Linked DNA regions of Homo sapiens: all the other regions are linked to region 2. A link is a loop called in an ENCODE intact Hi-C map of the cell type or tissue named here. Cell type or tissue: PC-3. All regions are shown on one strand. Region 1 has its middle 88 kb from the start of KAT6B. Region 2 has its middle 3.9 kb from the start of KAT6B. Region 3 overlaps ADK (adenosine kinase). Region 4 holds the start of SNORD172 (small nucleolar RNA, C/D box 172). Region 5 overlaps KAT6B (lysine acetyltransferase 6B). Region 6 overlaps LOC124902459 (a long non-coding RNA gene). Region 7 overlaps ADK (adenosine kinase).

Region 1 (4,000 bases), 84 kb after region 2:
TAAACTGGAAACTTTCCGTTATTTCTCTATTTTATGTAGCATTGGAATTGTTTCATTCTTACTCCTTAACAATCACATTAAATTATAATGTTCAAACTAGAAGACTCGAACTGAGAAAAGGCCCCAGTTGTCCTACATCTCAAACCTTTGAAAGAATTTATGGAAATGGGATAGAATGGAGGTTTACACAACAAGACACCAGATGACAAGACATGACTTTCTTGTTTTGGTCCTGTCCCCTCAAAGGGGACCAGCGGCCTTGTATGTTCACTTCTTGAAAGGACTGACTTTTTTCCCAGGGAGGAAAAGTGTGCCCTCATCTTCCAGCTGTTTGATACTCCTGGCGAGTGCAGGACTGGACTGATGCTGCGAGGCAGGGGATAACGGATTGGCTTTGTACAAGGTAGGTAGAAAACTCCAGTGACAGCAAGCTGAGGGCAAAACACAGCACCATTACTGTTCCCGTCTCACAGAACCTGCAGATAGCCGACACAAATAAGAGCTCCATATCTCCCACTTGTCTTCAGCCTTTGTGTCTTTCTGAATTTCTATAACTATAGCTGAATCTGTCAGGCCAGTTCCATGTCCACGGCAGAGTGCAACATCAGGGCCAACATGTGAGCCCCAAAGTCCTGATTCTGTGATCTAATATAATACCTCCCATCATGTTTTTATTTATATCCCTAAATGTGTCTTCCAATTTTTTTTTTTTCAAGACCAGTTCTCACTCTGTCGCCCAGGCTGGAGTGCAGTGGTGCAATCTTGGCTCACTGCGACCTCTGCCTCTGGGGTTCAACCAATCCTCCTGCCTCAGCCCCCAGAGTAGCTGAGGTTACAGGTGTACACCACCACGCCTGGCTAATTTTTGTATTTTTTGCAGAGACGGGGTTTAGCCATGTTGGCCAGGCTGGTCTTGAACCTCTGGGCTCAAGTGATCTGTCTCCCTCAGCCTTCCAAAGTGCTGGAATTACAGATGTGAGCCACCGTGCCCAGCCCCAACTTTAAAATTTAAGAATCATTCCTCTTACTTATCTGAGAACCTTTTAAGTACATGGGGTCTCTACTTGCAAGCAGCTCATATATTAGTTTTCTATTGCTGTGTAACAGATTGCCACAAACTTAGTAGCTTAAAACAGCACCCATTTATTATCTCACAGTTCTACACGCACAAACGATTTTTATAAATAGAGACAGGTTGCCCAGGCTGGTTTCAAACTCCTGACCTCAAGTTACTCCCCCGCTTTGTCCTCCCAAAATGTGGGGGTTACAGACGTGAGCCACCGCGCCTGGCCTCTCACAGTTCTGTAGTCAGAAGTCTGGTGGGTGGGCTTGGCAAGGTACTGTCCTTAGGGTCTCTAAATGCTGAAATCAAGGTGGCAGCAGGGCTTTGTTACTTCCTGGAGGCTCTGGGAAGGAAACTGCTAACAAGCTTATTCAGGCTGTTGGTCAAATTCAGCTCCTTGTGGTGCTAGGGCTGAGGTCCCGTTTCCTTTCTGTTGGCCTTGAGCCTCTTGAGGTTTCCTGTGCGCCTGGTCACGTTGCCCCTTCACCTTCAAAGCCAGCAAAGGCTCACTAACTCCTTCTCAAGCGTTGAATCTCTCTGACTTCTGCCTTATCTCTCCTGCCTCCTGCAGGAGAAAGTTCTCTGCTTTTAAAGGCTCACATGATTAGACTGGGCTCACTGGATCACCCAGAATAATCTCTGTATTTTAAGAACTGTCACCTTAATTACATCTGCAATGGCCCTTTTGCATGTTACATAATGTACTTACAGGTTGCAGGGATTGGGACATGGATCTTTGTGGGACCATTATGCCTGTCAGAGCTTTTATCTCTTTGTTTTCCATATAGAATATTTTAGGATAATTTTTTTCCCTTTATGTTTTTATTTTATTTTTGAGACAGGATTTCCCTCTGTCACCCATCTGGAGTGCAGTGGTGCAATCACGGCTCACTGCAACCTCTTCCTTATCACGGCTCACTGCAACCTCTTCCTTCCAAGCTCAAGAGACCCTCCCACCTCAGCCTCCCAAGGAGCTAGGACTAATACAGGCACATGCCACCACGCCTGGCTAATTTTTGTATTTTTTGTAGAGATGGGGTCTCCCTATGTTGCCCAGGCTAGTCTTGAATTCCTGGGCTCAAGCAATCCTCCAGCCAAAGTGTTGGGATTACTGGCATGAGCCAACTTGCCTGGCCAATTTTTTCCATTTAAGAGGAAATAGAAGACAGCTCCATCCTTTTGGAAAAAATGAACTGCCAGACACCATCAGGCCCCAAATTCACACAGCCATCATGCATTCAGCCTCTAACCATAAGTCCTTGATTCTGGCCTCAAACTCAGTAAAATTCATTTGTGCATTTAAGACTTGAGGCAGCCAAATTTTGACACACCATTAGGTGGCACTTGATTAGAAAGCTTGCTTCTGTCTGAACTTTCTCAAGGCAGCAATCCGACAAGAGGGCAAGGAAACTCTGAGGTCAAGGGCAGAGTAGGGCTGAGGTTCTTAGTGATTATGGGGAAGTCCTCACAGGCAAAAACTGTCCAAGACTTGAAAGTAATTTGTACATTCAAGTTGACTTTAGAGAACTTAAATATTACTTAGCAACTGTAAATAGACTATTTAAAAGCTTTTACACATGATATTTTAAGAAAGCATGGCATCAGCTGGGCATGGTGGCTCACACCTGTAATCCCAGAACTTTGGGAGGCTGAGGCGGATCGATTGCCCGAGGTCAGGAGATCGAGACCAGCTTGGCCAACATGGTGAACCCCGTCTCTACTAAACATACAAAAAATTAGCTGGGCATGGTGGCAGGTGCGTGTAATCCCAGCTACTAGGGAGGCTGAGGCAGGACAATTGCTTGAACCCGGAAGGCAGAGGTTGCAGTTAGCTGAGATCTCTAGCCTGGGCAACAAGAGCGAAACTCCGTCTCAAAAAAAAAAAAAAAAAAAAAAGCATGGCATCAAAAAAATCACTGTGTGTGTGTGTGTGTGTGTGTGTGTGTGTGTGTGTGTGTGTGTGTATTTTTTTTTTTTTTTTTTTGAGACAGAGTCTTGATCTGTTGCCCAGTCTGGAGGGTACTGGTGCAATCACAGCTCACTGCAGCCTCAACCTCCTGGGCTCAGGTGATCCTCCCACTTCAGCCTCCTGAGTAGCTGGGACTACAGGCGCATGCCACCACATCTGGCTAATTTTTGTATTTTTTGTAGAGACAGTGTTTCACCATGTTGCCTGGGCTGGTCTTGAACTCCTGGGCTCAAGCAATTCACCTGTCTCGGCCTCCCACAGTGCTGTGATTACAGGTGTGAGCCACCATGCCTGGCCACCACATTTGTCCTATGTTTAAAATGAGCAAATATTCAGGCCGGACATGGTGGCTCATGCCTGTAATCCCAGCACTTTGGGAGGCTGAAGCGGGTGGATCATCTGAGGTCAGAAGTTCGAGACCAGCCTGACCAACATGGAGAAACCCCATCTCTACTAAAAATGCAAAAGTAGCCTGGTGTGGTGGCACATGCCTGTAATCCCAGCTACTCAGGAGACTGAGGCAGGAGAATTGCTTGAACCCAGGAGACGGAGGTTGCAGTGAGCCGAGATTGCACCATTTCACTCTAGCCTGGGTGACAGAGTGAGACTCCGTCTCAAAAAAAAAAAAGGCTATTATGGAGATTCATGCACGAGTTTATTTCTGAGTATGCACATATGTTTTTATTTCTTCTGAGCCGATATGGAAAGGTGGAATTTCTGGGTTAGATGGCAACTCCACATTTAGCTTTCTGAGGAACCGCTCAACTGTTTGCCAAAGTGGCTGCACCATTTTACATGATCAACACATACGTAATTTTAAAAATGGCTTCATTAACATGTGATTGACATACAATAAAATGCACATATATTAAGTGTATGATTTGGTAAGTTTTGGCTTATGAATACACTCATAAAACCATCACCACAATCACTTCAAAGTCATCTATCACTCCAAAAATTTTCCTTGT
Region 2 (4,000 bases):
CCTCTGGCCGCCCAGGCGAGGCCACTCTGACGCTGCCCACATGCCTCCCAGAGCTCTCTGGACTCTGAAGAGAGCGCCCCTGGTTCTTTCCGGAGGTGAATGGGATGCTGGCAAGGGAGACTTCAGAAAATAGGAAAGGTGGGCTGAGAAATGGCTCCTAGAGAGTTTGAGCACGAAGTTTCCCTCCCAGGCGCCATTTCTTTGAGAGGGGGAGGAGAACTATGGCTTTGCAAAAGAACCAAGTTTCAGGCATGGTGGCCTGGGTGGAAAACCACCTGTTGCCTGAAGTCTGTCCCTGGAGTCAGGGCCATCTTGGGCCTGGGCATGGCTATGCCGGGTGCCAGGGAGGGGAGGCCCCAGGCTTCCTGCCCTGGTTGACTCCTGCAGCCTCATGCCACTGACACTGCAGCGGCATCTTCACCTTCCCATTAGAAACCACTGTACAACTAGGTAGGTACTTTGTTAGGACAACTTATCTTCGTCCTTATCTCAGACAAAACAAGCAGCACACGCAGCCCTGTCTTCAAATGCAGACCACAACACACACTTCATTTTTTAAAGATGGTCTGCTGCTTTGGGGTGTGAGCTCCCTCTCCTCCTGAGCTTCTTGGCAGCAAGGTGAGAAAGGAACTTAGACAAAGGGCACAGAGTTGGATGAAAGGATAGAGAAAGGTCGAGGGGGAGCAGAAGAATTGTAATACTACACTACAAACTGTCACCGGTTCCATTATAAACAGTTTTTATAGGTGTTTTATTACTTGGTTGTTAGTTTTTTAAAACACAAACCTCTTTAGATTAAATCTTGGCATTCACAGGCTCAGCCCAGGGAAACAAAACACAGAGAAAACTCCAGCCATCCGCTTGGCTACTTTTGAGTTACATTACTGATAAAACAAACAGCAGGTTGGGTTTCCTCAGACTCTGTCTCAGCCTCGTTTATTTAGTATCTTCAATAGCTTGCTCAAGGCGAATTTTTACAAACCATTAGTTAGTTCATAATTCAGTGTAGTTCACTTAGGTGTTTCGAAGAGAAGGACACTTATAAGGTGTGCTTTTTTATAATGCAGGTGCTGGGATTTTTATTCTCCAAGAAGTTACTAAATAAACTTAAGAATCCTGGCCCACTCTTTATTTAGGCTTTCTGTTCTTTTTTTTTCTTATGGTCTGCCCAGATGCACTTTATTTTGTAAATTACATTTGTGACCCTCAGACTGCATTTTATCTCAAGCAATAAAAATAAACCATGCCTTAATTAAAAACAAGTTTGAAAACCCCAAATCTGTACACTCAAACTAAAGTATGTTAAAAGAAGCAGCTAAAGACAATAAAAGCCAAAAAGTCCACGTTTAAGATGCCTTCAGCCAATGAATTGTGGGTGATTTGTGAGCACCCAACACTCATTATCACTAATGTATTATTCCACAAGGATCTCCAGTGCATCAAGAAGTGAAGAGACACCTTAGAGAGAAATCGGCTATGTTTGCCTAAACCTGTGCTCTTGTAACCCCAGGAGATCAGGAATACAGAAGAGAGAAATGTCTTCATTCAACCTCTTGATATGTTTTCTTGAGATTCTGTTCTTAACAAGCATAGTTCTGTAACGGGGATGTGGCAAGGAATCCATAGCTTTCCCATTGATACTCCCCTCTAGGGTTACTTGTCCTTTGAGAAATCTGGCTCTTCAGATAAGTGGGACTGGAAAGGATAATAAGAGACACAGTCAGAGATATTTAATGCTTACTCCTAAACCGCTCTCTTATCTGTGGTATCTCAGGTCCTCTGCTGAGCTAAATAGCTCAATTAAGAAATTAACCTAGAAATAGCCTGAATTGAAAACCAAGCATGGTGCAAATTTTGCAAGCCTACTGGGCTGGAGGATTATGAATGGAGAAGCTTATCTGACCTGTCCCCCACAACCCCAAAACAGCTGCCAGCCACCACCACAGACCAGAACCACTGACTAGTTATACTGCTCCATGCAATCTACAGATCACTGGAATCAGAATGATCTGGGAATGAGTGTTTGAAAGACAGTTTCCTTGGCCCAACCCCAGAGATTCTGATTCAGTAAGTCTGAAGCGAGTCTCCCAAAAATATATTTTTAGCTCATGACTAGTCTTGAAGCTTACAGTCACTAAATTTGAGAACCACTGGCCTAGGCTAAATCTTCTTCTTCCCCAACCGAGGAAGTTACTTCTTCTGTGAGTGTCTTAGCCAAAAGGTTATAGTCCCTAGTACTGGGCTGATTTCATGATCTGACCTATTTGTCCTTGAGTTCTGAACAAGAATAATAAAGTGCAGAGGAGCTGCAGGAACCTCTGGGAACCCAGATGGTTTGATCTTTTGGGTTTGTTTACTTGCTCTGAAGCAAGTCAGACAAACAGCCTGATAAGAGGTACCACATCCACAGAGGCACTACCAAGTCCTTCTAAAGGAAATTGGGTAAGGAGGCACAGGCAAGGACGCTAAACGTATTTGTCCAGGGCCCAGCCCATGGTGAATTCTATTTACATTCAATTAGTCACTTAAAAAACATTGATCTACACCTCCCTTCCAACTGCCACATGGAATCCTCTCCCTTCATTGACTAGAAACTGACCCCACAAGGTCACAATGTCTGGTTACTTCAGTCAAGGGCAGAGGGGATGGGGGATGATCAGTCAAAGCATTAAACTGGTTAGGAAATTCTAGCTACAGCTGCCTTTATGAACAGCTGGGGTTATCTCAAATACCAGTATTCTGTACCCACATCTAATTTATGCATTCCTGCTTTAAAACCTTTAACGTCTTTTAAATGCGTTCTGGACCAAGCCTAAACCCCTTAGTCCTCTAAAGGTATGCATATCTGCACCTCACTAGTATCTCATCTCCAGCTTCCCGAGCCTGCCACTTGTCTGTGCCCAGCACACCCTGTCCTCACTGCGATGCCCTCACTCCCTGCCTTATCTGATAAAGACCTTGGCTAAGCACTCCTCCCAATTCCTGCTTGGCTGCTGCCTCCTCTGTGAAGTTTTCCTGGTTTTTGCAGGTAGCCCACAGGACTGAGAGCCTGGCTTCACTCCAGCACTGGCGCTTGTTAAGTGCTTAGCTAATATTTGTTGAATTATGGAATAAATAAAAGCATTTACCCTACTCTCTTGTCATATTTTGCCTGTTTTCCTAATTAGCTTTTCTACTGCATGGACCAGTTTGTTCATCTGTGTAACTGCCCTAGTGCCATAAAAGCTACTTAATGAAGACACACCATTCATACCTGTGGTTTGCCTCCCTGGCCACACGTAGCAATCACCTGAGGAGCTCTTGAACCAGCCTAGAGCCTAAGTCCCACGTAAGGCCAATTAAATTAGAATATTTGGGGAGAGGGGCCCTTCATCAGCATTTTTCCAAATCACCCTGTGCAGTCAGGGTGAACAACCATTGATTTATTTCTTATTTATTTATTTATCTTAAGACAGGGTCTTGTTCCTGTTGCCCATGCTGGAGTGCAGTGGCACAATCATGCCTCACTGCAGCCTCAACTTCCCAGGCTCAGGCGATCCTCCCACCTCAGCCTCCGGTTAGCTGGGACTACAGGAGTATGCCATCACACCCGGCTAATTTTTTGTATTTTTAATAGAGACAGGGTTTCACCATGTTGCCCAGGCTGGTCTTGAACTCCTGGGTTCAAACAGCCTCCAAAAGTACTGGAATTACAGGGCCCGTAATCCCAGCACTTTGGGAGGCCGCTTGAGCCCAGGAGGTCAAGACTAGCCCGACCATTGATTTCTATAAACCAGAAACATGCCTCAGCCTCAAATGAGAGATTCTGAGGAAGACAGGAGAGTGATAAGAGATTGTAGAATTAGCTAAAGATTGTTGAAGAACAAAGTTGTCGGGGATCTTTTGGTTTTTGTTTTGAGACTCAAAGGTGAGGTGGCCTTTCACTAATCATATCAATTAGTGATGTCCAAATAGTCTTAATAAAGACAGTTTTTAGCACCAGGCTATACCAAAGAAAATT
Region 3 (4,000 bases), 220 kb after region 2:
ACTGATTGGTTTTAATCTGAATGGTACAGACAGAATTAAAACATTTATATTTTTAATAGTGGGTAGCTCCATATTAACACTATTAATCATTTTAATCAATAACATGTTTGCTTACTAGATGAAATTCCTGTTTTATGAGTGCTATAAAATAGATGGTGAAATAAAACAAAAAATGAGATTTTCTTCTTGAAGGAAAAATGGAAAATGTAACTTAGTTCTGGATTTTATTTGTTCATAATTGAGTAAATTTATTTTACTCTAGTGCAGGTATTTTATAAATGAAATGTATTCTTTTTTTCAGGAAAGATATTTCTTGATTGACAAAATCCCCAAGATAACTAAGTAAATAAATTATATCAAAGTGGTTTATTTAACTAAATGTTAATAAACTATCTTCTTGAACATGAAATCTTTTCTACTGAGATACAGGGTAGAAATATTTATTAAAATAAAATATTTCATTTTATATATATTGTATATGTATATTGTATATATTATAATAGAAAGAATACAGAATTTTTTTTTGTAATTGATTAATCTCCATAATACTAGATTCATCACACATTTCCCACATGTACCTGTAGCCATTATAGTGTCATCTCTCCCTTGGGTGAAGATCACGATTCGCTGCCTCTTTGAGTTCATCTTTGGCAGGGCTTGTGTCTTTTTGGCTATCTCTTTAATGTCTTTAGTCTATTAATAGAAGGAAGGAAAAAATTCTCATGACCAATAAAATAAAACAAAACTTTATTAGTAGATTAACAATTTAGCTTCTATTGATCAAAATAAGAGACCTGCATATCTATTAAGAGACATTAAAAATTTCTTTAACCATATACAAAAGTAAATAGAATAGCACAGTGACTTCCAAGGAACCCATCAATGATCTACACAAATTTAAAATGTATGATGAATCTTATTTCACCTATATCCTCATCCACTTGCTTTTCAAATTATTCTAAAGTAAACTCCAAGAACTATACATAATTTCATCTATAAATGTTTTAGTATATATCTTTGAAAGGTAATGATAAACATAACCACAAAACTATTATCATACTTCAAAAATTATTAACAATGACTAAGTATCAGCAAATATCCAGGCAGTTTTCAAATTCCCAATTAAAGAGAGGTTTTTATAAAGAGGAAAATTTAATTATTTTAGAGGTTTACAGAACATAATTATGCTGACTTTGGAAAAAATACAGTTCTTATAATGTCAATTTTTCAAAGGACTGATTTGAGAGAAAGAAATGCTAATCCTTTCCTACAAAGACTTAATTTTCTTTAAAAAAGATAAAGTTTAAAAAATGACAAACTAATTGTCAAACTCTGATGCTGTTTTTCACACCACATAGGCCATAAAGTTTTACTGAAATCTTTATTGAAGTTTTCTGAAATCTTGAAACCTAACCTTGAGCTAAAGGCAGAGGTTTTAGAATCATCTTTTCAACCATTTTGGATAATTTGAAAATCCATGTCTGTATTCAGTGGGCTTTTAAAACTGTCCATAGTTTTGGGCTTTGCTAACAAAACTAGTTTATTCTATCACTATGCAAAGTTTCAAATAGTTATAGAGAAAGAAACACCTATCAGAGCGGAAATATAGCTGAGTGGCATAAATAAAGTATATATAAGAGAACAAATAGAATATATGAGAGAGAACATTTAGGCAAGCAAAGCAGACAAGTCACAATGGTTTGCAATCGTTACAAACGTCACCAGAAACTGGCATTTTTAAAGGGATGACAATTAGTGGTGAAATATTTTTATATTGTTTGTTCACTCAATATTTAATAAATTCCAGATAATATATGAAGCTAAGCTTCTAATATACCTAACAGGATGACTTCTAGAGGACAGTTGTTTCTGAAAAGAATAGCCATTTGTAGTAGGACAGTGCTGCTGACTTCAAACATGCTGACTATTTCGCTTTCGGTTGCTTATTTTAGAACAGAACTAAGTCTGAACTCTGATAAGATGAGAAGAAATTCCCTCAGTTTCAGGAGACAGACTTTTAGAAATGACTAGTAACAGCTGAAAGGACCAAAAAATGCCATGCAATGTCTTCACTCACCTAAATAAGTGTACACATATAATTAAAATGACTCATGTATATTTTGGCAATTTCCTTAGCACAAATATATTTTACTACTATAGGATTTTTGCTTGTGATTAAGTACAGCTCATATTTAATAAAGATAAGAGAAAAACACATTCACTTCATCATCTTGAAAGCAGAATCTTATGAATGTACTAGATGTTCTTTAAAAGAAAGTCTTTCTTCAAGGTGATATAAGGAATAAATTAAGAATAAGATTCTGGCTGGTTATAGTGGCTCACGCCTGTAATCCCAGCACTTTGGGAGGCCGAGGAGGGCAGATCACGAGGTCGAGAGATGAAGACCATCCTGGCTAACATGGTGAAATCCCGTCTTTACTAAAAATACAAAAATTAGTTGGGCATGGTGGCACGTGTCTGTAGTCCTAGCTACTTGGGAGGGCTGAGGCAGGAGAATCGCTTGAACCCAGGAGGCAGAGGTTGCAGTGTGCAGAGATCATGCCACTGCACTGCAGCCTGGTGACAGAGCAAGACGCCATCTCAAAAAAAAAAAAAAAAAAAAAAAAAAAGGAATAAGATTCCATGGTTGCTTTCTACCAACCCTGTGAGAAGACATATTTTGTTGAGAGCTTTGGTAATTTAATCAAAGAAATGTTTCTTATGTCTCAAATTAAACCTCATAAAATGGCAATTAAAGGACAAAATAAACTTTCCAAGTACAAAACATAATTCTTCCCAGATGTATGTAAAACTTTATTTCTCCTTCTACAGTAATTCCTCTCCTCTGTCCCCAATAGGTTCTTCTCCCTTACACTTAAGCTCACACATCTTAACAAACAATGAAATTACAAGGACTTTTAGAATATGACAGGCTTGGATTTACTATTTGTATGATTTGGGGCAAGTTAATAAACCTCTCTAAGATCCATTTCCTCATCTACAAAACTAAGAAAATGTTCACATTAAAAGATTTTGAGGGATAAGTATGCTAAGATTAGTGGGCAAAAATTAAAGAAAACAGGATATTTACAGTCTCAAAGTATGTCCCCCTAAGATATTCATTACAAAAGGAAAAATCATAATGTTATAGTAGAGAAAATTGACAGACATCACCTTAAGCCAGATAGATTAGTTTAGTGATGCTAAAATTAGTGGATAAAATAGAATGTTTCCATAGCCCCAAAGTAGTATCTCCTCCAAGATATTTATTAAATACAATGGGAATTACAGAGGATAAACTAGCAAACACCACCTAAACCTAGTGATAAAGGTTTAGCATCACCAGCAATAAGAATCTGTGACACTGTGTACCTCCCTGATATGATGCACCAAGAAAGGAACATCACTTCTGTGGTTTTCCTGCCAAAAATGCCTAATCTCAATGTACATGAGAAAACATCAGACAAACTCAAATGGAAGGACATTCTACAAAATGACTGACCAATAATTTTCAAAAGTATAAAGTTCATGAACAACAAGAGTGAGGAACTGTCACAGATTAGAAGAGACTAAGGAGACATGACAAATATGCAATGTGGGATTCGATTCTGGAACAGAAAAAGGAAACTAGAGAAAAAACGGTTGAAACCAGAATAAAGCCTGTATATAGTTCAGTTATTGTAGTTTAATGTTAATTTTCTGTTATTCATTATACTTTGGTTATGTAAGATGTTAATATTAGGGTAAACTGGGTGAAGGGTATGTGGGAATTCTGTACTATTTTTGTAATTTTTCTAAGACTAAAGTTATTTTAAAATAAAAAGTTAAAAATTGTGAGGATGAAAGAAGATGAGGTAAGTGAAATAGCTTAATGCAATTTTAGCACATGCTAAGAACTTAAATATTAATTTATTTCCTCTAATTACTCTCATTTTAATACTCTCTAAAATGGTTACATACTTAGGTTGCCCCAAAATCGCTAGAAAGGGCTTCAAGAGTT
Region 4 (4,000 bases), 200 kb before region 2:
GCTCATGAGAAATTAAATGGTTGAGTCGATATGCAGTAGACATGTACTGAACGCGTGTCTGAGAATCTTACACGTGGTGACTTCTGTAATGCCTTTGTACTTAACCTTCCATTTGATGTCTAACATCCCTCTCGGGCTCCAACTACACAGGCAAGTGTTTTCCAAATAAAACAGTTGTTTACTCAAGCAGATGCTCTGAGAGGGAACATCCTAGCAGCTTGACTGGAGATTTTAAAAACTAAGCTTTGCTTTTCTAGCATATATTTTTCCAATGGTACTTGCTGGCTTCAATATTCCTCACATCACAGACATTTAAGGTCATCACAGACTCTAATGTCTTTATAAATGGTGCTGTAATTAACTAGCCACTGGGTTAACCCATTTAATACTTGAGAACTCTTGAAGGAGCACCCACTATGTGGACAGCACTGGGAAATATGATACAAGACCAGCCTACTTTTTCTCATTCCATAGGACTTCAGGGCTATGAAAAGGAAAGGAAAGGTACCTGAAGAAAGGATTACTGTTTAAAATGTTAACAAAGTCAAGTATTGGTGGCTGCTGAGATGTGAGCAACTGATAACCTGGCAAAATATTTTAATAGAAGGAATCTAAAAATGTTAAAGACATGCCAGATGTCTTATTTGTATGATATAAAAATATTTTTTTCTTTTATTTTTCTTTTTTGTAGAGACAGGGCTTTGCCATGTTGCCTAGGCTGGTCTCGAACCCCTGAGCTCAAGTGGTCCACCCGCCTTGGCCTCCCAGAGTGCTGGGATTATAGGTGTGAGCCACCGCACCTGGCCTAAAAATATTTTTTCTGTTTGCACTAAAGGTTGGCACAAATGACTGTCCATAATTGTAATTATAAAATGTTTTTCGCCCAGCAAAAAAGTTTTTAATGACACAAAATTCAAATAGAGGAATAGCAGGTAGATTTGCTGCTAAGATGTAATTGTTGCCCCCCAAATTATTGAAAATACACTGCAAAGAAGGGTTCAATATGCTTGGTTAAAAGCTAACCTTCAGGTAAACTGTATTCAATTATTATTATTATTATTTTAAAAATACTTATTTATTTTTTATAGAGACAGAGTCTTGCTTTGTTGCCCAGGCTGGTCTTGAACTCCTGAGCTCAAATGATCCTCCTGCCTCAGCTTCCCAAAGTGTGGGGATTATAGGCGTGAGCCACTGTGTCCGGCCTCCAAGAATTCTTGTGTCTTACTTTTGTTAACGCTCTGAATGCTCACTGAAGCACACACGTAGCCAGTTAATCATATTCTGTAATTAAACATTTACGGTTATTATTCCCCCCAGTCTGCCTGCCCTCTTTAATCCATGAGAATTTTCCCTAATATGAGGGAAGCCAAGGTAGAGAACTGGTTTTCTTCAGGTTGAGTCCAGTTCAGATCATGCCTTGGATGATTCTGGTTTTTGATAGTTTTAGAACAAATTTCTTTTATTATATATACAACACATGAATACACACTCCTCCTAAGAAATGGAAACATTATTCTTAAGCCTGAAGTCTACTTTGTGGGATGCTCCTTTCTACCACCTCCCCATGGAGACCCTTCCAGAAGACTGCCAGGCCTAGAAGAGCGCTGAGCTGGGAGTTAGAACAGCAAGTTCCCTAACAGATGCCACATCAGATGGCCTTGGGGCGGAGCCTTAGCTTGTATTGTGATATCTCTATCAGTCTTGGCTCTCCTCTATGTCCCAGATAGATACTGAAGACAAAGATATCAGATCTGGGTGAGCAGTTACCTAAAAACAAAGTCAATTCTTTACTTTCTGTACCATTGGAGATGATATGGTCTATCTAGAGACATCACTGGGCTACTAAGATCTGAGGAGATTCAGTAATGCGCAGTTGGCCACAAATGCAAAATATCACCATCAAAATTAAGGGCCTAAAATGCTTTCTAACAATTCTGTGCCAAGAACAAGAGAAAGAAACAGCATGAAGAGCACTGGGCTTGGAGTCTTTTTGTTCTGTTTTGAGACAGAGTTTCGCTCTTGTTGCCCAGGCTGGAGTGCAATGGTGCGATCTCGGCTTACTGCAACCTCTGCCTCCCTGGGTTCTCCTGTCTCAGCCTCCCGAGTAGCTGGGATTACAGGCGCGTACTACCGTGTCTGGCTAATTTTTTGTATTTTTAGCAGAGACGGGATTTCACCACGTTAGCCAGGCTGGTCTTGAACTCCTGACCTCAGGTGATCTGCCCACCTTGGCCTCCCAAAGTGCTGGGATTACAGGCGTGAGCCACTGCGCCCAACCCAGGCTTAGAGTCTTGAGCACGCATTTGGTTCTGCTTCCATCTCTAATGAGTCATATGACCTTAGAGAAGTCTCCTGGCCTCTAGGTCTTGGAGGGTGGTTTAAGTGCTTTCTGGGGCCCCTTTTTGTTCCCATAAACCTCAGTTACTCTACTCCTGCAGACCAGCAGGTGGCAGTGACTACTAGACTAGGAGGCTGGCCTGTCCCTGGTTTCCTGTCACCGCACTAACAAACCTGAAAAGTAAACATAATCATGACTGTGAGATAAACGATTATGATATATGATCAGCGGGACTGGGTACACATAAACTACGACTAAAGAACAGAGAGTGAAACAAATACTAATAGACAGAATGTCTGCAATGACAAATAAGATTTGATTGAACGCGACTCACAGAAAATCTAAACAGACACCTACCTTTCTCTTTATGGCAACTGACTGTGGTTTCGTCAATCTTGGGGGAGAGCTTTGAATATTTTCTTCTTCTTCTTCTTCTTCTTCCTCTTCTTCCTCCTCTTCATCCTCTTCCTCTTCTTCCTCCTCTTCTTCCTCCTCCTCGTCCTCCTCCTCCTCTTCTTCTTCACTGCTCTCTTTAGACAGCTCCAGCAGCTGCCCTCGCTCCCCTGTGACTGGCCGGCTCTCCGGGGAATGCAAATATTTATTTTTCGATTGTACTTTTGCAGGTGATTGCCTACTGTTAGCTCTAGTTGACAGGATTTCTTGTTCCTCCTTCTCCCAGCAGCTAGCTTGTTCCATTAGCCGCTCAGCCTAAGTGGGGAGGGTAAAAATGGTGGCCAGTGAGAGGGCAGTTACACAGCCAGAGCCTCTGAGGATCAATGGCAAAGTGTCTCTAAGTCGGTTCTGATCAGGACAGCCAGCCAGCCAAGCACATTCCAGCTGCATCATCTCAGGAACCTTTTGCATCAGTTAGGATAACAAATCAAAGAAGATTGGGTTTCATGGGATATTTAACAGTATTAATGATGCAGCGAATTGATTTGAGTCCTTTATCACTACATTACATGCTCACTGGCAAGGAGCACTTTAAGCAAGTTCATAAACACAAAGAATCAATTGACACTGCAGCCTTGGAGCTCAGCACCGAATTTGATCTGATTACATGCTCTCAGTAGTGAAAAATGCTGCTTTGTAATCAATGATAAATGTTTCATTTTTCATACTCAATTCAATAAAATTATCATGTCTTACCATGCAACCTCAGTTAGGATAAATTAGTGCCATATCATTTCACATGCTATCTCTACATAACCAAGCTTTTGACAACGATCTTAATGACTTTCTTAGCTTAAGAATGCTACAAGATTGAAGTTACACAACTTAGGATGATAAAGACAATCATTACCTCTTTCTCAGCTTCTCGCTCTTCTTCAGACACTGCAGCATTAGAAATTAAAATTGGGGTCCACCTCAGACTGTCTGGATCAAGTTCATTGGCTCTGGAACAGGTTTTCAGCTTTTCCATGTGGCTCAATATCAACTTTTCCCGTCTAATGATGACAAATCTGTAATGTGATAAGGCAGAACAAGATGTAATCACAAGCTGAAATTTCACTTCAGCTTCACATACGGACATATGCTAGCACTAATGTTATCTGCGTTAGGAAAAATCAGAAAGCACCTCAATGAGAGGGTACAGAACACTGGAATCCAACCAGTAAAAAAGTGTCATTTCATGTGTTATTTTTAGGAGAAAAGGTTTGA
Region 5 (4,000 bases), 100 kb before region 2:
GTATTTTTAGTAGAGACGGGGTTTTGCCATGTTGGCCAAGCTGGTCTTGAACTCCTGACCTCAGGTGATCTGCCCGCCTCGGCTTCCCAAAGTGCTAGGATTATAGGCGTGAGCCACTGTGCCCGGCTGGATACAATGGTGTTTTTATTAAAATAATAACATATCCCATTTTTGACTAGTCTAAAATATCAAGTGTTTAATTTCAAAGTCAAATTCAACAATTATAGAGGATTCACAATACACATATGAGGTCTATGCATTTATGTAGGTAGGGGACAGTCACTGTTCCTGTGCATATTGGCACTGTACTGCGCAGTTATCTGTATCTTGTTTGCTGGGTCCCCTGCCCCCCACCCTGCCATGGGCTGTACGCACATGCGACACAAGCTGCATCTGTTCTGCCGACTGCTCTGGCTCCTGCACACACTCTATTTCAAGCACATAATGAGCACTCAATACATTATTTCAAGGAATGAATGGATGCCTATCAGGCACTGTATTATAAAAGAATTCCCAGTCTAGCAGAATGGAATGATGCCCAAACAATAGTGATAACACTGTTATAAGTGTTATAAGAGTTACTATTAAAGAGCTTTGAAAACACAGATAAAAGAGCAACTAATCCAGTTCAGATATCCTCCTATACATCAACTTGTATAGACAATTTTCACCCCTTAATAATTTGCTTTCACAACAAATACTCATCCAACAGAACCTATGTTTTTCTGTGAAGAAAATCTAAGCAATAAAAAGTGACTCAATTTCCAGGCATAGGTTTTACAAAATGCTTCTGGATTATGGAAAAGAAATGTTCTTATAAAGACAGACTGTAACAAAACTAATCCTAGACCAGCACAGGAAATCATCTTCACTTGTGGGGGGAAAAAGGGGGGTGGGGGTGGGGACTAGAGAGGAGGGAGAAGTATGGAATGATTATCCCACAATAAAAAAAGAAATTGGCCAGGCTCAGTGGCTCACGCCTGTAATCCCAGCACTTTTGGAGGCTGAGGTGGGCGGATCACGTGAGGTCAGGAGTTCAAGACCAGCCTGGCCAACATGGCAAAACCCTGTCTCTACTAAATAATACAAAAATTAGCCAGACGTGGTGAAGAGCACCTGTAATCCCAGCTAATTGGGAGGCTGAGGTAGGGAGAATTGCTTGAACCCGGGAGGCAGAGGTTGCAGTGAGCCGAGATCATGTCACTGCACTCCAGCCTAAGCGAGACTCCTTCTCAAAAAATAAAAAATAAATAAAAGTAAATTTACATTTTGGTTTGGATACAGAGACTAAAAGGTCTCCTCTACCACCCCATAAATTCTAGTATCAGACCTTTAAACTTTCAGATGTTAAGAATTAGTTTATTCCCCAAAGGTTCAATTAGAACACAGCTGAAAAAAAAAAAATTCAGTATAGCAAACTGACTGATTCCATGATCTGATTTCATCACCGAGCAGTAGGAAGCATTTAGCTGGTCTACAGAGAGAGAGGTGTGTGGTTCTCTTGGCTAGAAGGCACAAAATCCAACTTTCTGTTCTTTTGGCAAAAGAAGGAATGTCCAATCAGCATAGTAGGAAGTAAGTAACAGAATTTCTAATTTTACAAAGTTAGTCAATTTCATGGTTAAGAAGTGCTGTTTTGATGGTAACCTTTACATTTTTACAACCCAACTATGAGTATTAAGTAGGGAAGATCCAACTAAGATAGTTATTTCAGGGGTAACGTCCCTTTCTCTCAAAGTTAAAACTCTTAATATAATTCACTTGGCTTGTAACATGGTATTTAGTCATTCTCATTCTTTGAATTGTTGCCTAATGCAAGCTTTCATTTGGATACACCACTCCCGTTGATGTTTATAGGACTGCCTTGCTATTAACCTCTAACCCAATTAGTCACCAAACTGACAGCATGCATTGCTATTTGGAAGCCAACTGCTTATGAAGGAATTTTTTTTTAGAATCTGAACAAAATGAGCCGTATTATGGCCACTTTATTTATAGTTTTTAACGAAGTATTCCAGGATATCTACAGTGACAAACTCAGGGTAAAAGCAAATCAGGTCCTTTGTGTGCACTGGGCCAGGGAGTGAGGGCTATTTTAAATAAAAATATGTTTTAAAAATTTAAAGGTGTAATCCACCTTCTACCATGGCCATCTCTCCCCTTTACTTCTGTTACCTCTGTTTATCTCAGTGATAGATAACTCCATCCTTCCAGTTATTCAGGCCAATAACCTTGAAGTCTTCTCTTTTTCTAACACTCTGCATCAAGTTCATCAACAAATTCTGCGGGCTCTACTTCAAAATACATCCAGAATCTGTCCTCTTCTCACACTCTCCACCATTACCACTGGCCTAAACCATCATATCTCTTGCTTGTTTTGTGGCAATACCCTCCCAGCTGCCACCTTGGTGCCGCCTACAGCTTATTCTCAACACAGCAGCAGGAAACAGCTTGTTAAAACGTTAAGTCAAATCATGTGCCTCCTCTGTTCAAAACCCTGCAAAGGCATCCATCACTCTCAGCAAAGCCAGAGGCCTGACCTGTGCTGAGACCTTCCTCCCATCTGCTCTCACCTCTTACTACTTGACGACTCTCCCCTCTCTCTCCACGCCAGCCACACTGGCCTCTTATCTGTTTCTCAGACATGTCAAGGGCTCTTTGCACTTGCTGTTCCCTCCATCTAGAACACTCCTTCTCCATGCCTGGAATGCTCCCTCACTTCCCTCAGAAGTCAAGTTAAATGTCACTTTCTTAGAGAGGTCTTTCCTCATCAAACTATTTAAAAAAGCAATGCCTCCCCATCCCATCACTCCTTAATTCCCTTACTCTGCTTTATTTTTCTCCATAGCATTTCTCACAGCTGACATGCTATATACTCACTTACATTATTTGTCTCTTCCCATTAGGATGTAAATGAATTTCATGAGGGCAGAGACTTGTCTGTTTTGCTCCCTGCTGTGTCCCCAGTGCCTACAACAGTGCCTGACATACACCAGGTGCTCAAGAAATAGTGGCTGAATTAATGAATAAATAAATGAATGAATACTAGACTTCCTCCCTTCTACTTCTCCTACTCCTTTTCTATACTACTTCTAATAATAGAATTGTTTGCCCATGACTCATTGATAAAGTTGTCTTGCATTTACTTCTCTAAGATCTATTTCAAACTAACTTATCCTGAGCCCACACCCAATAAATAAACAAGAACTTAAGAAACCAGCTTACTTACCTTCTAACTAAACATTAGGTGCTTGAATCTTTCCAATAACCTCTACCTGTTTCTAAGGGCCTATAATTTCTTCTGCCACAGTGTATAATTCAGCCAGTGTTTCTCAATCCTCAGGCATTCCCAGACCATCCACGGCAATTTTGCTTCATCTGTGTATCACCTGTGCTATTATTTTCTTAACAAGTTTTAAACCTGGCTCACTTTTATTCTTTAAAAAAAAATATGACTACAGAAATGAAGTGTTTGTTCATGAACCACCACTGGAGGTTACATATACCAAACTCTGGATTCACTTGAGCCAAAAAGTTTACCATGGGGCCTGTAATACCTTTAGGATGTAAAACAAACACACATACATACACACACATCCTTTTGCTTAACGCTATGTAAGTTAAAAACTGAAGTCACATTAGAATCAGATCATCTATGGACTCAAAATATATCATGAAGAAATGTCTAAATTCCTAGTCAGATTAATTCAGGCCATCAACACTAAGTTCCTAAAGAAAAAACCTGCCCAATTATCTGCTGGGTCCTTTGTAAAATATTACCTGCTAAAATGCTCTGGTAAAGAGCACACTGGTATGCTTTTCTAGAAAAGTTCTTTTTTTCTGATCACTATTCCATCTACCTAGCCATCTTTCTTCTTTTTTTCCTTTCTTTTAGGAGAGGATTGGTTGGGATGAAGGGCTCCTGGAGGGCACTTCCTAAATTTGACAGGTTTCTTTATAACAGCAATTTTGCAGTTGTTTTCTAGAGCTTTATCAAATT
Region 6 (4,000 bases), 69 kb after region 2:
AAGATGCCTTATTAATAAATATTGTTGATTCATTAACATTGAATTAAGTCAACCGCACTATAGCTCTTGCCTGAACAAAGTTCATCTAACACATGTATTTTCTCCGGAAGGTGCATCACAGTCTTTCTGCACTTAGGATCGCTAGACAGCACTTCAGCCGTGCACGTGGGGACCATTTTACACAGCACCATCCCCAAGAAAAAGGACAAAAATATGAAAAACCTGGCACTAAATGGACTGTGAAAAGGACATTTCTTCACAAAATGACAGTTGAAACAGGAAGTCAGAGCGTTGCCTTGTTCAGCCTCTGCTAGAAATGTGCTTGTCGGTTGACTCAAATTTTTTGCCGCTCTGTGCATGTTGGTGAATATCTGCAAAAGGACTGTGGGTCGGGCGCAGTGATTCATGCCTATAATCTCAGCACTCTGAGAGGCCGAGGCGAGAGGATTGATTGAGGCCAGGGGTTCAAGACCAGCCTGGTCAATGTAGTAAGATTACATCTCCACAAAAAATAAAAAACTAGCTGGGCCTGTTGGCATAAGCCTGTAATCCCTGCTTCTCCAGAGGCTGATGAGGTAGAATCCCTTGAGCTCAGGAGTTTGAGGCTGCAGTGAGCTATGACTGCATCACTGCACTCCAGCCTGGGACACAGAGCAAGACCCTGTCTGAACAAATTAAAATAAATAAATAAATAGGGCATGGTGGCTTATGCCTGTAATCCCAACACTGTGGGAGGCTGAGGCAGGAGGATTATTTAAGCCCTGGAGTCTGAGACTAGCTTGGACAATGTAGTGAGACCTCTACTCTATAAAACATAAAAATAAAAAATAAAATAAATAATAGCCAGTTTGAAAAATGCTTACCCAGTAAGGGAATTATTATCTTATCTCACACAATTTTGGGGGTTATCGTCTCATATTATTTTTGAGGTTGCCTCATTGACTTGCACTGCTTGAGGTTGCAAAACTACTGAAGAAGTGGGCTACTGGTAGGATTCTTGCTGGTGACGCTGACAGGCTGCTGGGAATCAGTGTGTACGGGAGCTGGCTGTGCAATCTCTTCCCAGCTCTACATTCTGGGCCTACCTTCTGGGTAGTTTGAAATTGGCCATGGTGGGTGTATTTACACCACAGAAATCTGCAAATGCCTCAAGTCAGGGCTTTTTCTTGGAAGAACTGGTGGTTAAACCGTAACCAGCACGCCATTGCCGTGAGCTCTATTTATAGATGCTGAATCAATGACTTCATAACCCAAGAAAGGAACGCTCATACAGCCAGAGACCCTTCTAACCTCTCCTTGCACGAGTCTTCATGCCTTATATCACTTGTTTGGATACTGCATTTCTTCGGCTCTTAAGATATGTAACCCCAGCTCTAAAAGCTTAAATTTGATGGCTTCCTGCATGCTTCCTAGGACCACACAACTATTACAGCTATAGAAATAAAATCTGACTGAGTCTGGGCCCTCTAAGCTTTGTTCAGTGACCTGAAGGTCACTCCATGTTCCACAGCCCCTACCCCCAACCTCCAAGCTAGCACGCATCCCCCTGCAGCACCCAGAGCCGGGTCCTCATGTAAACTTTCATCACCTCTTTTTTTCTGTTTAGGGTCCAGACAAGGGTTTCTTTTGCAGACAAGTCCCCTGGCCTCCCAGCCTGGGGTGCAGGCACCCGTCTGCCCCGCCTGCAGGTCTCCTTGAGCCGGGTAAGTCACTGCAGCCCGTTCCTTCAACACCTGGCAGCAGCATGCGGACAAAGAACTCATGCTGTTGTGCTGAGCCTGGTGATTCAGGCTGTAAAACTGCAGGCCAAGTTGTTAAACCCAGATTCAGGTAGACAGCCAAGCAGGGCCAAGGCTGCCCTGCATCTGGGTTTTGGCAGACAGAGCAGTTTCCCCATCTGTGGGGGCCTTGGTGTGGCCTTTCCCTCCAGGAGGCAATGTCGGTATAATTTATTGGGCCATAATTGTTGAAAGGAGCAGTCCTTCAGGCCATTCATTCAGGCCAAAAATATTTCTTTATTGAGCGTTCCCAGTGTTCTCAGCCTTGTGCTATGTGGTGGGGGTGGGGTGTGTGTGTTGGGGAAGTCACGAAAGAGACCAAATCCCACTCGTTCTGCAGCAACGGAGTGGCAATGGCAAGCAGGGCTTGCTACACACCCCGCGCAGAGGCGGCAAGTCCTGCTGGAGAGTCTCAAAGGAAGAGCTCCTCCAGTGGCCTTGAATTTTGCCAGGTTTTGCAGGACGAGTGGGATTTAGTCCATGAAGAGTCCGGCAAGGGCACCGCCCCTGGGGAATCAAAGCACAGGATGGGTGGGGAAGGGCCCAGGCTCGCCCAGGGAGTGGTGAGTCCTATGTGTGGACAGGCAGGGCCCTGGAGAAGGTCTCCTGAGAGACAAGCTGGAGATGTGGCACGGCCACCTGGGAGAGGACTCTTCAATGACAGGATAGAGTTTGGACTTTGTTCTGTAAGATACAAGGGACCTCACTGAAAGTTTTTGAGGAGAGGAGTGGCATGACCCGCTCCATGTCACACGAAGGCAAGCTGGTGTTTCCACTCTCAACGCGAGAGGAGTTTTCTCCAAGAGGAGCATAGCGATGTGCTGCCGATATCAGGCCGGGGGGTGTGAATGAAGGAAGAGGGTTGGGTGTGTGTTCAAGAGCATCTCTTTTGTACTCACCGGGTTGTTTCCATTGTCCTGCTGCCACCATCTGTAGGAGATGTCAGAGATAACAGTGTGATTCCTAATAATCATTGTAGCAATGATAATAGTAACCACAAAAATAATCAGTATAGGTGAATTGTATTAAGTAATCTCTATGTGCTAGGCCCTGAGCTAAATACACCACATGAATGATTGTGTAAAATACTTACGTCAACCCTATGAAGTAGACATTATTATTTTCCCCATTTTACAGATGAGAAAAACCAAAGCACAGAGAAGTAAGTGCACTTGTGCAATGTCACACAGCCAGGGAATGGAAAAGGGAAGGCAACAACCCAGCATTGTCTGACTCCAGAGCCTGAGCTCTGTTCCCCTCCACTATAGCCCTTTCTGAGATGCAGCACTTCCTCTAGAAAGCACTCTCCAGTGTATCTGGGCAGGATGGGCAGTGGGAGGCTGGATGTCAACCTGGGGAGGTGGTTTAGTAAGGGGTTGGAGGACTGTGTCCAGAGGGTGCTGAAGAAGCCCTTGGGCTTGTCCACCCAGCCCTGGGGTTCCACTTACGTTACTTCCTTGGCTTCTACAGGTATTTGATGTTGAGACCCTATCAACACATGCTTCCCTGGCCAGGCACGGTGGCTCACGCCTGTAACCCCAGCATGCTGGGAGGCTGAGGCAGGCAGATCACCTGAGGTCAGAAGTTCGAGATCAGCCTGGCCAACATAGTGAAACCCCATCTCTACTAAAACTACAAAAATTAGCCGGGCATTGTGGCAGGTGCCTGTAATCCCAGCTACTTGGGAGGCTGTGGCAGGAGAATTGCTTGAGCCTGGAGACGGAGGTTGCAGTGGGCTGAGATTGCACCATTGCACTTCAGCCTGGGTGACAGAGCGAGACTCTGTCTCAAAACAAAAATAAAGCAAAACACATGCTTCCCTGACTACTCACAGGTGAAGTGAAGGTGGGAGGGATAAAGCAGATGGATCACAGCAACAAGACCCAGGAAGATCCGGTCAATTGATGAGCATCTAGTGAAAGTTTAATAGGAATAATGCAAAATCTTGTAATGGTCCATGAAATCACCACACTGTACTAGTGTGGACACAGGGGTACGGCTTAATACTAATGTGATGCCAAAAAAAAAAAAGAAAAAAGAAAAGGAAACAAACACTTAACTTTTGGTTGATGAAAATCTCAATATGAATCAACAGTGTTATATGAATATCAAAAAAAAGCTGTGACTGGCACTTTGGGAGGCCGAGGTGGGAGGACACATGAGGTCAGGAGTTCGAGGCCAGCCCGGCCAACATGGTGAAACCCTGTCTCTACTAAAAATAC
Region 7 (4,000 bases), 560 kb after region 2:
ACTCTATCTCCAGTTGCAGAGTAGATATGGAACCCAAACAAGCCAAAGAGGCCTAATATGACATAATCCTACACCTGTTTTTAGAGCCACTAAAACAGACAGACAGACACACACACACACACACACACACACACACACACACACAAATAAGGATATAAGCCAATAGCTGATGGCAGTACCCTACCTCTAGAAGATGAGGTGAAGAGGGTCCAAATAAAATTATTTGAACCTCTGCATCAAGCTTCACCTAAAATCAGCCATACCAACATCTTTTTAGATATGTGATCCAATAATTTCCATTTACTTAAGCCAGTATGAGTTAGGGTTTCTGTCACCTGCACGATACACATATCAACAAAAATTTAATGGTGTAACTCATCTCCAGAAATCAAATAATGCACTTAATTATTCCCAATCTGGAATCTTAAAAAAAAATGTAACAGGAATCAAGGAATCATCTTCAATACAGTCATTCCTCAGTATCTTTGAGGGATCCAGGACCCAACTTGGATACCAAAATGCACACATACTAAAGTACCACAGTTGGCCCTGTTGAACCCATAGATCCAAAAAGTTGGCCCTTCTCTCCATATACACAACTTTCACATTCCTTGAATACTGTATTTTCCATCCATTTTTGCTTGTAGATGCCAAACCAACCCATATAGAGGGCCAACTGTATTTACTGGAAAAAAACTAATATAAGTAGGTGCATGCAGTTCAAACCTGTGCTGTTTGAGGGTCAACTGTATTTGCATATAACCTGCATACATCCTCCCCAAACTTTAAATCATCTCTAGATTACTAACAATATCTAATACAATGGAAATGTATGTAAACTTTTGTCATATTGTTTAGGGAATATTGACAAGGAAAAATGTGTACATGCTCTGTACACAGGCAATTTCTTTTTCCCTAATATTTTCTTTCCACGGTTTAATCCACCAATGTGGAACCCATGGATATGTATTTCAAAAAAATTCAGTGGAATTGTACATTGACCTAGGAAAAGGCCACTAAAGCTTATTAAAACACCAAGTTCCTTCTGATTATATAATTTCAATATGAAAATTTCAATTATCTTTTTTAATATGAATTTTAAATGAAAATACCTTTTTATATACAACCTTTAAAATTAGAAAGAAATGAACTATTACTTTTAAAACACAGTTTATTTGGTGGACAAACTTCTTTACAATGCAAATTCCAGAAAATTTTTCAAAATGATCACTGGAGAAGAAAATATCAAGAACTATAATATACTATGGGTTATACTCAATAAGACAATTCGCTCATTTACTATACAAGCAGTGCCTTTTTTTTTCTTCTTTTTTTCTTTTTTTTGAAGCAGAGTCCTGCTCTGTCACCCAGGCTGGAGTGCAGTGGCGCGATCTCCGATCACAGCAACCTCTCCTTCCCCGGTTCAAGCAATTCTCTGCCTCAGCCTCCTGAGTAGCTGGGATTACAGGTGCCCGCCACCACGCCAGGCTAATTTTTGTATTTTTAGTAGAGACGGGGTTTCATCATGTTGGCCGGGCTGGTCTTGAATTGCTGACCTCGTGATCCACCCACCTCGGCCTCCCAAGGTGCTGAGATTACAGGCGTGAGCCACTGTGCCCGGCCGCCTTTCGATCTTTCTATTCTGAGGTTACTGAGCCTCCAGAGACTTCAAATAAGCAGTCTAAGACTAATGGCACCACCTAGCGTCCTGTACTGGTCACTATCTGACTCACTGTCTTCTACTTCCTTTTGCTGCTGGACATAGGCTAGTCTTCTTCTATTGCTGTTTTTCTTTAGTAATCCTTCCAAAAGTCATTTATGTCTCATTTATATATACATACACATCAACACATCATCCTTAAGTCTCCTTCTCTCATCCCTCTCTCTGCAATTGTCCCATTACTTTAGGAACAACTATTTAGTATGCCCTTGATCTTTCCCAGGTACTTGGTCCTTAACCTATATTATCATCACAAGCACTTTATAAACCTAATAGAACCTCTACTCACATGCCCTAGATCCCCTAAATCTCAGATAATTGAACAGGTACTGCAAATCTAAAACCAATTTGCCTGATTACTACCCATATGACCCATATACTTTTTTAAAAAAATATTTTCATACAATGGCCAAACTACAAATCCAATTTATAAAAATTGGTGGTAAATGAATCAGTTATATCTCAAAAGAAAACAAATGGCATTAAAAGTGAAAATTAGATTTTAAGTGAGGCTCAATTCACCACTTGAAAGTGTATAGAAGTTCTGACTTTGATAAAGTGATTGTTTTTCACTCTTTTGTAATTAAGTTGCGCTTTTCTCAAATATCATCACAGAAAAAAATGTTATTGTTCACATCTGCTGGTTATAATATCATTTTCTAGGCCAGGCACGGTGGCTCACGCCTGTAATCTCAGCCAGCACTTTTGGAGGCCAAGGCAGGTGGATCACGAGGTCAGGAGATTGAGACCATCTTGGCCAACATGGTGAAACCCCGTCTCTACTAAAATAAAAACAATTAGCTGGGCGTGGTGGTGCGCACCTGTAGTCCTAGCTACTCAGGAGGCTGAAGCAGGGGAATCGCTTGAACCCAGGAAGCAGAGGTTGCAGTGAGCTGAGATTGTACCACTGCACTCCAGCCTGGTGACAGAGCAAGACTCCGTCTCAAAAAAAAAAAAAAATTGTAGTATTTTATATTATAAATTCCAATATTATAGCTTATCATCAGCTAAATCAATTTTGGGAAGAGGGCTTGGACCTAAATTATCACTGTTATTTTCATTTTAAGAAAATTTGGCCAGGTGTGGTTGCTCACAACTGTAATCCCAGCACTTTGGAAAGCCAAGGCAGGAGAATCATTTGATGTTCAAGACCAGTCTACCCAACAAAGCAAGACCCTGTCTCTACAAAAAATAAAGAAAAAAATAGGTACTTTGACAAAAAGGAAAATTCAACTGAAACATTGGTATAGGGACAAATAGACCAATGGAACAGAATTAGAACCCAGAAATTGACCCCCATGCAAACAAAAAACTATTAAGGCAATGAAGTTTTCAGAAAATTATACAAAGATAATTGGTTATCCATATGCAAAAAAACTCAAGTCTCCAACTCTACCTCACACCATACACAAAAATTACATACTACCAGATGAAAGATCTACCTCTGCAAAGCACATATGGGAAACTCTGACCTTAGAGTAGGAAGTAATTTCTTAAATAAGGCATAAGAAGATAAAGCATTTTTAAAAATTGATAATGTGATTACATTTCATTTTAAAACTTGTGTGAGGCAAAAGACACCACAAAATGAAAGACAAGTCACATACTAGGCACAGATATATGGCAAATATAATCAAAGAATTTGTATCCATAAAATACAAAAAAAACTCATGCAAATCAGTAATTTAAAATATCTCAAAAGAAAAAATGAGTAAAGGACATTAAGAGGCAATCACAAGATGAGAACTGTAAAAGGTAAACACATGTATAAGAAAAAAGGCTCAGCCTCACTATATATTTTCAAAATTCAATTAAAACCACAATGAGATACAGTTCACACCTACAAAACAGAAATTAGAATTTCTGTTTATACCAATTCTTAGCAAGACAATTGAGAAAGGGAATGCTCAGATACCACTGGAAAGAACAACTCAGCAACATCTACTGAAGTGCAACATGTGCAAGCCCAGTGACACAACAATTCCACACACAGGTATAAACCCCAAGGAGCACTAGCCTATAAAACTTTTTATGATAATGGAATGATTCCATATCCACAATATCCAATACATTACTCACTAGTTACATGTGGCTATTAAACACTTTAAATGTTGCTAGTGTAACTGAGGAACTGAGTTAATTTTAATTAATTGAAATTTAAACATCCACATATTTAAAATACAGTCCTCAAGAATCTTTCACATATGCATAAACAGATCAGTACAAGAACCTTAAACACAGTAGTGTTTCTAATACTGAAAAACCTGTAATTCCTCAACC

Evidence for each region. A loop is a pair of places that touch in the nucleus more often than their neighbours do. Peaks named below come from ENCODE experiments on the same cell type or tissue, not always from the same donor. Only the 100,000 strongest peaks of a DNase experiment are listed, where the experiment ranks them.
Region 1: a loop joins it to region 2, with 5 times the contacts of the local background. A loop is called at or near these places in 10 of 110 quality-filtered maps.
Region 3: a loop joins it to region 2, with 3 times the contacts of the local background. A loop is called at or near these places in 38 of 110 quality-filtered maps.
Region 4: a loop joins it to region 2, with 5 times the contacts of the local background. A loop is called at or near these places in 30 of 110 quality-filtered maps.
Region 5: a loop joins it to region 2, with 3 times the contacts of the local background. A loop is called at or near these places in 19 of 110 quality-filtered maps.
Region 6: a loop joins it to region 2, with 9 times the contacts of the local background. A loop is called at or near these places in 6 of 110 quality-filtered maps.
Region 7: a loop joins it to region 2, with 5 times the contacts of the local background. A loop is called at or near these places in 31 of 110 quality-filtered maps.

The regions. Positions count from the first base shown.
Region 1 is chr10:74,736,699-74,740,698 of GRCh38, reverse strand. No RefSeq gene overlaps it. Among named protein-coding and RNA genes, the nearest start is that of KAT6B, 88 kb to the left of the region's middle. RefSeq lists an enhancer at 1,289-1,378. In PC-3, CTCF peaks have their summits at 1,645 and 2,401 (motif pointing right); DNase peaks (open chromatin) are centred at 1,598 and 2,396.
Region 2 is chr10:74,820,741-74,824,740 of GRCh38, reverse strand. No RefSeq gene overlaps it. Among named protein-coding and RNA genes, the nearest start is that of KAT6B, 3.9 kb to the left of the region's middle. RefSeq lists a silencer at 1-15. In PC-3, no CTCF peak of the experiment used is centred here; DNase peaks (open chromatin) are centred at 860, 2,060, 2,480 and 3,000; H3K4me3 peaks cover 2,769 bases; H3K27ac peaks cover 3,775 bases.
Region 3 is chr10:74,597,072-74,601,071 of GRCh38, reverse strand. It overlaps ADK (adenosine kinase), which reads right to left. Exons shown (of 11, transcript NM_006721.4): 9 at 579-693. Among named protein-coding and RNA genes, the nearest start is that of ADK-AS1, 70 kb to the right of the region's middle. In PC-3, no CTCF peak of the experiment used is centred here; a DNase peak (open chromatin) is centred at 2,051.
Region 4 is chr10:75,020,927-75,024,926 of GRCh38, reverse strand. It overlaps KAT6B (lysine acetyltransferase 6B), which reads right to left. Exons shown (of 18, transcript NM_012330.4): 15 at 3,642-3,801; 16 at 2,696-3,046. SNORD172 (small nucleolar RNA, C/D box 172) reads right to left here and starts at 3,194; the gene lies at 3,136-3,194. RefSeq lists a silencer at 2,428-2,537. In PC-3, CTCF peaks have their summits at 2,248 and 2,448 (motif pointing right); a DNase peak (open chromatin) is centred at 2,486; H3K4me3 peaks cover 629 bases; H3K27ac peaks cover 784 bases.
Region 5 is chr10:74,922,300-74,926,299 of GRCh38, reverse strand. All of the region lies in intron 3 of KAT6B (lysine acetyltransferase 6B), which reads right to left. Among named protein-coding and RNA genes, the nearest start is that of SNORD172, 97 kb to the left of the region's middle. In PC-3, a CTCF peak has its summit at 3,552; DNase peaks (open chromatin) are centred at 1,859, 2,419 and 3,119; H3K4me3 peaks cover 2,554 bases; H3K27ac peaks cover 3,256 bases.
Region 6 is chr10:74,751,812-74,755,811 of GRCh38, reverse strand. It overlaps LOC124902459 (a long non-coding RNA gene), which reads right to left. Exons shown (of 2, transcript XR_007062201.1): 2 at 1,996-2,708. Among named protein-coding and RNA genes, the nearest start is that of KAT6B, 73 kb to the left of the region's middle. RefSeq lists an enhancer at 889-2,409. In PC-3, a CTCF peak has its summit at 2,191; a DNase peak (open chromatin) is centred at 1,861; H3K4me3 peaks cover 789 bases; H3K27ac peaks cover 2,360 bases.
Region 7 is chr10:74,263,900-74,267,899 of GRCh38, reverse strand. All of the region lies in intron 3 of ADK (adenosine kinase), which reads right to left. Among named protein-coding and RNA genes, the nearest start is that of ADK, 110 kb to the right of the region's middle. In PC-3, a CTCF peak has its summit at 1,705 (motif pointing left); DNase peaks (open chromatin) are centred at 1,709 and 3,709; H3K4me3 peaks cover 271 bases.